Linked DNA regions of Mus musculus: region 2 is linked to region 1. The links are chromatin contacts, found by Hi-C or POLR2A ChIA-PET in ENCODE. All regions are on one chromosome and are shown on one strand. The core of a region is the stretch at or near the end of the contact, and the rest is flanking DNA. Distances in the headings are between cores, read along the strand shown.

Region 1 (3,307 bases), core at 43-2,542:
GTCATAATTGTTTTAGAGATAAGGCCTTGCCCTATAACCTGGTCTTGTTTCGACCCTGAGATCCTGTTGCCTTGGCTTCCCCAGTCCAGGGATTCTAGGCATGTGCCAGCATGCTTGACATTATTGCAACTTTTTAAAGTAGCTGTCTGGAATAAAATGTCTTAAACTGACTAGAGCAATGGTTGTTAAAAGAAGAGGAATAAAAAGTAAAGAAAGTGGTGTAAATACTTCAAGCATTCATGTGATACAAGTGTTTTTGGCAAGAAAAAGCAAGTGACTATTGCTTAGCATATGTAAAGTTCTAGTCCATATTTAGAAGGCTATTGCTTAAATGTAGTGAATTATGTAAATACATTAACAAATTATTTCATTCAAAACTAAAAAGGAATACAAAAGATGAAAGGCATGCTCGCCCCCTTTCCTGTGTTGCTCACAAACCACTACCTCAGGAATGCCCTCCTACAGTAGGTAAATTCGGTAGCAAATCTCGCAACAATCTGCCTCAACCTGTATTCATGTATGTACCGCCAAATCTAGGACCAAGCAACCAAGCAACCGTGGTCTTTCCTTTGTTCTCAGGTACTCTACCTGTGATCGCATTTGATATAGGAGCTCCCGCTTGCAGAGTGGCTGTGAAAAGACTAGGAAACTGGTCTAGTTTCCTCTTTCAGGAACCCAAACTGATCACCACACGAGGACTTTGCCAGTTGACAGTAGAGCAAGGCCCTGAACTTCAGATCTTCCAGCCATATATAAATCTACCACTCCATCTAGACTCCCACCCCACCTGAACCTACACCCGGCCAAAATACTACAAATAATTTGTAACTTAGCACACAGTTAAACATTTGGACTAGTGCTTGCGTTTTAGTTTCTTCTGTTGTTTTCAAAGACAATAATTAACCTACCAGTGAAAATGCAATAAAAGCGGGATTAATGAGGGCTGGAATACATAGTGTAAAATGATATTACTTGAATCCCCAAAGATGTTTTTAAATTCTATGTGTGTATTTAAAGGCTGCATGAACACAGTTCCGTTAGTACAGACACATGCTGTCCCTTCAATGATGTTCAAGCTTCATATACCTTCCCCAGCCTAGTCTACAAGCTGCAGGAGGACTTCCGGCCGACTCATCCAGGGCTTCCGCATTGGGCGGGGACACTGGACCCAATCTGTGACCTTATTGATTGCTTTTGCCTGAGCGGCCGCAGGCTCGCCGAAATCGACTGCTCGGGTCTGGCGAGTGCGGCGCGGGAAAGCGAGTTTGAAGCCGGCCCTAGTTCGCTGAGGTGGCGCGCCCTCCTCATCCCTGACTGTGCTGCGAGCTGCCATGTCCGAGGCGTATTTCCCAGTGGAGTCGGGCGCTCTGGGGCCGGAGGAGAACTTCCTGTCTTTGGACGACATCCTGATGTCGCAGGAGAAGCTGCCGGTGCGGGTCGAGACGCCCATGCCGCGCCTGGGAGCCTTCTTCCTGGAGCGGGGCGCGGGCTCCGAGCCGGACCATCCGCTCCCTCAGGTGAGGCGAGCCCGGCCGGGGCAGAGGTTTCCAAGATCTGGAGGCGGTGGGAGTCCTCGGGGGTCCCGGGAAGCTGCACAGCACTCGGAGGACTCTCCCGCCACCGATCTTAGTCTTCAAACTTTCCAAAGTCATTGGCTTTGGCTCCAGCCCATCATCTCAGGGTCTCTTGGTTCTATTCATGGTTTCCATAAAACTTATTTGAAGTTTCGAAGTCTGGGAACTGCAGATTGTCATGCGCACTCGGCACAATTATGACAGTGTCTGCAGCCTGTTTCCGAGGACCGACTGTCCATCAGGGGATGGGAGTCTGTGATGGGGGGATAAATTGTCATCTTCTCGCTTAGGCAATTCTACAAAGAGTGAGTACCTCAGCCAGGGTTCCACAGTAAGTCCGTGCTGGCTTAACCAAGGCAGTCCTCGGTAAAAGGTTGCTCATAACAATTTTCAGTGTCGCACTGAAAAATGGCAACTGCAGCTTCCCGTATTAAGCCTTTTGCCCTCCCATAAACCTAACAAAAGCTGGGTTAACAAAGCCAGGGTCCTCCAGTAAATGGTGAACTGGGATTCGAACCTTGGACTCTATGGCTTCAAGTACGAGTTTGTCCCAAGAGCGTAACTTGCAATGGTTACTTTCATTTCCCGTTAGGTCCTTTAAGTTTTGTTTGGAAGGGTATCAATTTTGTCTCTGTCTATTTCTAGGTACTTTTTCTCAAAGTAAAACACCACATTTTTACTTTTTCAACAACAGAAAGGCTCATTTTTGCTCCCTGGGCTGCTTCTCAACCTCACAGTCCTTTGTAAGTCGACTCTTCAGAGTCGACCGCCATGTTTTTGAAGAATATTCCAGGACTGGGGGTGAATCCTGGAGCGTTTCACATGCCAGGCAAGCATGCTACCACAGAGTTCTACCCCAAATGTCAACTTATTGGCTCCCCATTGTCATAGAGAAAGATTTAGGAGTCTTTTGTTTTTGTTTTTTTAATGTTTTTGAGACAGAGTTTCTCTGTGTAGCCTTGGCTGACATAAACTGGCTCTGTATACCAAGCTGGCCTCAGACTCAGCAATCCTTTTGCCTCTGCCTCCCTGATGCTGGGATTAAAGGTGTGTGTCACCACTGTATGGCTAGGATTTAGTTGAGCTCTTACACTCTACTGAACAAGATATCCTGCCGAGTTTGGGTCTTTTTTTCTTTTTCTTTTTTCCTTTTCTTTTTCTTTCTTTTTTCTTTTTTTGGTTTTTCGAGACAGGGTTTCTCTGTATAGTCCTGGCTGTCCTGGAACTCACTTTGTAGACCAGGTTGGCCTTGAACTCAGAAATCCGCCTGCCTCTGCCTCCCTCTGCCTCTGCTGGGATTAAAGGTGTGCGCCACCACGCCCGGCTGGGTCTTATTTTCTTAATTTACCTAATATTCTAGTCTAGCATCTTTAAAAAAAAAAGAATTAAAGAATAATTTTTAGCTATTATATTTCTCTGGGTTCTTCTTAGCTATCGTCAGGCTTTTTTGTTGTGGTTGTATCTAATGACAGTTTTCTGGCTATGATAACAGATAAGGTTTGCTTGATATTTTACTCATGATCAAACTGGTTTATTGGTTTGGGAGAGATCACAGGGGTCAGGTTCCATTTTTACTGCATCACACCAACTTAGTGTTGTCGACTCTGTGGTAGATTCTGATCACCAGGCTGAGGTAGTGTTTGTTATGTTTGCCATACTCCTTGGAAGTTATTATATATAGCCACTCTGAAGGAGCAGGCTGTCTTGCTCCAGTTTGAGAGATAGTGTCTACA
Region 2 (3,770 bases), core at 1,105-3,604, 45 kb after region 1:
GGACACACACGCCCCCATCATTCTTACACAAGTCTTCTGGGCTCAGCACTGTCCCAGCTTCACAGAGGACGAAGAGGCTGGAAGAGAGTCACATGCTAGACGTGAAAAAATAAAAATAAAGTGCTTGAAAGCGCTGGTCTTCTACCTACAGAACCCTAGCCCAGGGGAAGAAAGATATTACAGAGAATGTTCATTCTGTCACCACAGACTGCCTCACCCCAACTCCCTTCACAAAGGAAGACACTAAGACGGAGGGGTTCCCCAAACGTGCAGAAACTAAGCTTCTGAGCTTGCTGCTTTGGTCTCAACACAAGACCCTCCGTTCAAATCCACGTCGCTAAAAGGATCCGTATCAGCTCAGGACACCCCAAGACCCCGTTTTCACAAGAGGGATGTTTGATTTGCCCCAGAGGGACAACAGGCAGCAGTGGGTGGGAGACAAAGACAGGAGATAGAGGATGAGGGAGGAGGGGAAGGGGAAAAGGAAGAGGAGGAAGGGGAATGGTGTGTGTGTGTGTGTGTGTGTGTGTGTGTGTGACAACATGGGGCACAAAGGACTGTCTCTGGATAGACAGGAGACAGACGTGGCCCATAGGAAAATGGCGGTTTATAAAGGTAAAGGGGGAACCCTGTGTTAGGATGGGGTGTTTAATTTTAACTGGGCATGTTAATTAGGGCAGCCAAAGGGGACTTTTGACTGCTAGACTTCAATACTTTGATAGCTGGACCTCAGCCTCGGGAGGAGGAAGTGATCAAATACAGGACTAGATCCTGATGGCACGCTTTTAGGAATGTAATCTAGTGGGGGGTTTAGCAAGGCAAGGAGAATGCGGGAGAAGGGCAAGGCCAGCCAGTCATGTCTGCCTTGTTCCGGCTGGTTAGAATCCCTTCAGCCACAAGCTGTAACATAAACAGGGGTTGCGTGCCACACCTGCAGCCATCAAAATCTCAGCGGCCTCCTCAGCGGGCAGTGGGGTTAATTTACTGCTGCTTCAGGTGTGGCCACCTGAAGCCGAGGCCTAAGGGCAAAGCACCTCTTACAGAGGCAGCAAAGTCAGAAGTGTTGTGGGCTGGCTTCTTGTGACATGCTCCTTCCCCGCACCCAGGGCCTCAGAGAGATCCTGATCTAGTGTACTTTCTCTGTGAGCCATCAAGACAGGAACCCAGAGGAAAAGGTAAGGGACACACAGGGCCTGAACGGAATGAGTCACCAGGACCTCTTATCTCGTCCCAACTTCGGGGTTGGTGATGCTCAGGGTTTGGGGAGTCAGAGAGACTTCAGGGCCTCTGACCCTCCTGAGGAACCAGTGAGATCGAGGAGGATAGAGTCCCTTTCCTTTCCTGCTCCGGGAGGGTGACCTGCAGGGAATAGGTTGTGGCCACCGTGTGGGTGGGGCCCTGGTGGGGACAGAAAGAACATCTTAGCCAGGAAGTTGCCTGAGTTCCTCAGAAACCTTCAGACTTTGCAAACAGGGGGAATGTTGGCTCCTGGACCACTGAACCCCAGCTTCTCCCCAACCTCCCCAGGGTGTCCCCTCAGACGGATGGGTGGGGACTGGAGGGGAAGAGAGGTAGAGGTGGTGGGAGTGAGCCAAGGTTCCCCGTGGGAGTCTCTGGCGCTCCCCGAGAAACGCTGGACAGAGACGGGACCCTCTTTGGGAGGTCAGGCGCTGCAGATTGCATCTGGGCCCCGGCCTGTGGGTCTTCTCACCGGGCCTCCCGCCCACTCCCACAGCCCGAGACAGCCCGAGACAGTCCAGCTCCAGCCACCAAGCGGGACGCGCAGCGCGCCCCACGCCCACCCACCCACGTGGGCACGCCCCCGCTGCGCGGCGCCCCGCCCCCAGCTCCCGGGGCTCGCTCGTGCGGGGAACCTGCACCGCTCGTGGGTGGCGGCGGCGGAGGCGTCCAGGCCCGGCTCCCGCCTCCGCGACCGTGTCGCTCGGCAGCCTGGGTGAGTCGCCGCGCCCTCACCCCTGGGATCCCCTCTCGGCGCAGCCACACCGCAGTCCCGCACCTTCTCTCCACCACCCTCACGCCCTGGCCACCTTCCCTCCCCCCGCCCCCCACGCGAGGGCGACGCCCTGTCTCCCAGCCTTCTTGGCTCGGATCCCCCGAGACCGCGGCTGTCGCCCGTCCGGCCGCGACGTCTGGGGGCGGTAGGCGTCTTTGTTCGCGAGGGGCCCCTCCCGCGCGGTGTCACACTCCCCCCCCCCCCCCCCGGCGCTCACCACGGCCAGGTGGCGGCGGGTGCCTTTTGGGGTGCGCGGCTGTGCCATTGGTGGATTTTTTTAAACCCTGCTGGAGGGGGCGGTGAGCGCACCGCGCTACCGGCTGCTGCTCCCGCCGCTCCCGCTATCCCGCCGCTCCTCTCTGCGGCTACTGCGCGCCTCGCCCCGGGCGGCCCAGCGCGCTCCACCGTCGCCAAGATGAAGGTGCTGGGACACAGGCTCCAACTGCTGACAGGTACCGAGGCTTGCCGCTCGCCGCTGCCGCTCTCCGACTTGGAGCGGGTTCGGGGCGCGGTGGCCCGGGTTGGAAGGGGCGCTCTCGGGTGCGCGTTCCCAGTTGAGCGAAACCTGAAGCATGCCGGGCTCTACTGAGCCGCGAGCGCCGGCGTCTGGGAGGGTGGAGCTCCACAGAGGCCCCCTGTGGTGTCCCGTCGACGGAGCTCCGATTAGCAACCCCAGGGGAGCTCCGGAGTTTTCCAATCAAATATCCCAAGTCCCCAGAGAAAGCAGCCCTGGGCCTCCTGGGGGAGCTGGGAGAACCTGTGTAAGGGCCTCCTCTTTTCTGTGATGGTCAGAGCCACCTTTCTCTCTGGGAAGAAGTTTCTTGCTGGAAGTAGAGTCAAGTGGACTAGGAAGATGGGAAGCTAGGTTGAACCGTGATGGCTCAGGCCATCCACCTTGGGCCCGCTCTAGAGAAGAAATTAGATGTCCCTCTGAGGGCATCCTGGGGCCAGTAGCTGGAATGCCTTGGAGAAACTGGATGCCTAGAGGAGATGGGAAAGGGAGCAAGGACAGAAGCCAGGTATCTATCGGAAGGTTACATGTTCCTCATACATGAAGTCCAGCATCAGTGGAGGCTTCCGTTCTCAGAGGGGAGGTGGGCACCTGGGCTGGAGGGAGCAGCCCCTGTCCAGATCTCACTGGACCATGCTGAGCCCTTGTCAGGTGCACACCCATGTATCCCTAATGAACATATTCCAAGAGATGCTTCTCAGCACTTGGGGTCCTGCCGCTGTAAGGTGAGGAAGGGGTTGCTCTGTGTGTGTGTGTGTGTGTGTGTGTGTGTGTGTGTGTGTGTGTGTGTGTACACTCAGGAAATGGAATGGGATATGGGGTAGGGATCTGAAAGGACCCAGAGATTAGAGCAAGTGGCTGCCTTTGAAGACCCAGACAGTGAAAGTAGAACTTTCTGTTCATGGAAAAGGGAGGTCACGTTCTAAGCTGGAGGAACAAAGGGTGTTCTGCATGTGCCCTAGAGTCTTGAGTGACTTAGTCTGGGAGTGGCCTGGCCCTGGAGGGTGTGTGTGTGTGTGTGTGTGTGTGTGTGTGTGTGGAGTGGTGGTGGATGGAGGTATAGGCAGGAAGTAGGCCAGGTGAAGGTTTGGGCTGTGAGTGTGTGCGAGCATGTATGTGTGCAAGCGCGTGTGTGTGTGTGTGTGTGTGTGTGTGTTTGTGTGTGTTGGGAATGGTAGTGGATGGAGGTATAGGTGGGAAGTAGGCCAGGTGAAGGTTTGGGCTGTGAGTGTGTGTGAGCATGTA

Evidence for each region. Hi-C counts contacts between places; a loop is a spot of excess contacts on that map. ChIA-PET counts read pairs that join two places held with the same protein, here RNA polymerase II (POLR2A).
Region 2: a map of left cerebral cortex shows a loop between it and region 1 (5-fold over the local background). The contact joins the promoter of Ndrg4 here to the promoter of Gins3 in region 1. A Hi-C loop is called at or near these places in 8 of 37 maps with a recorded cell type or tissue (T-helper 17 cell, heart, left cerebral cortex and 2 more). POLR2A ChIA-PET finds 5 or more read pairs at or near these places in 2 of 5 experiments (Patski and embryonic stem cell).

The regions. Positions count from the first base shown.
Region 1 is chr8:95,632,267-95,635,573 of GRCm38, forward strand. Gins3 (GINS complex subunit 3 (Psf3 homolog)) reads left to right here and starts at 1,293. Exons shown (of 3, transcript NM_030198.3): 1 at 1,293-1,517. The coding sequence starts at 1,332.
Region 2 is chr8:95,675,918-95,679,687 of GRCm38, forward strand. It overlaps Ndrg4 (N-myc downstream regulated gene 4), which reads left to right and starts at 2,355. Exons shown (of 17, transcript NM_001372423.1): 1 at 2,355-2,466. The coding sequence starts at 2,430.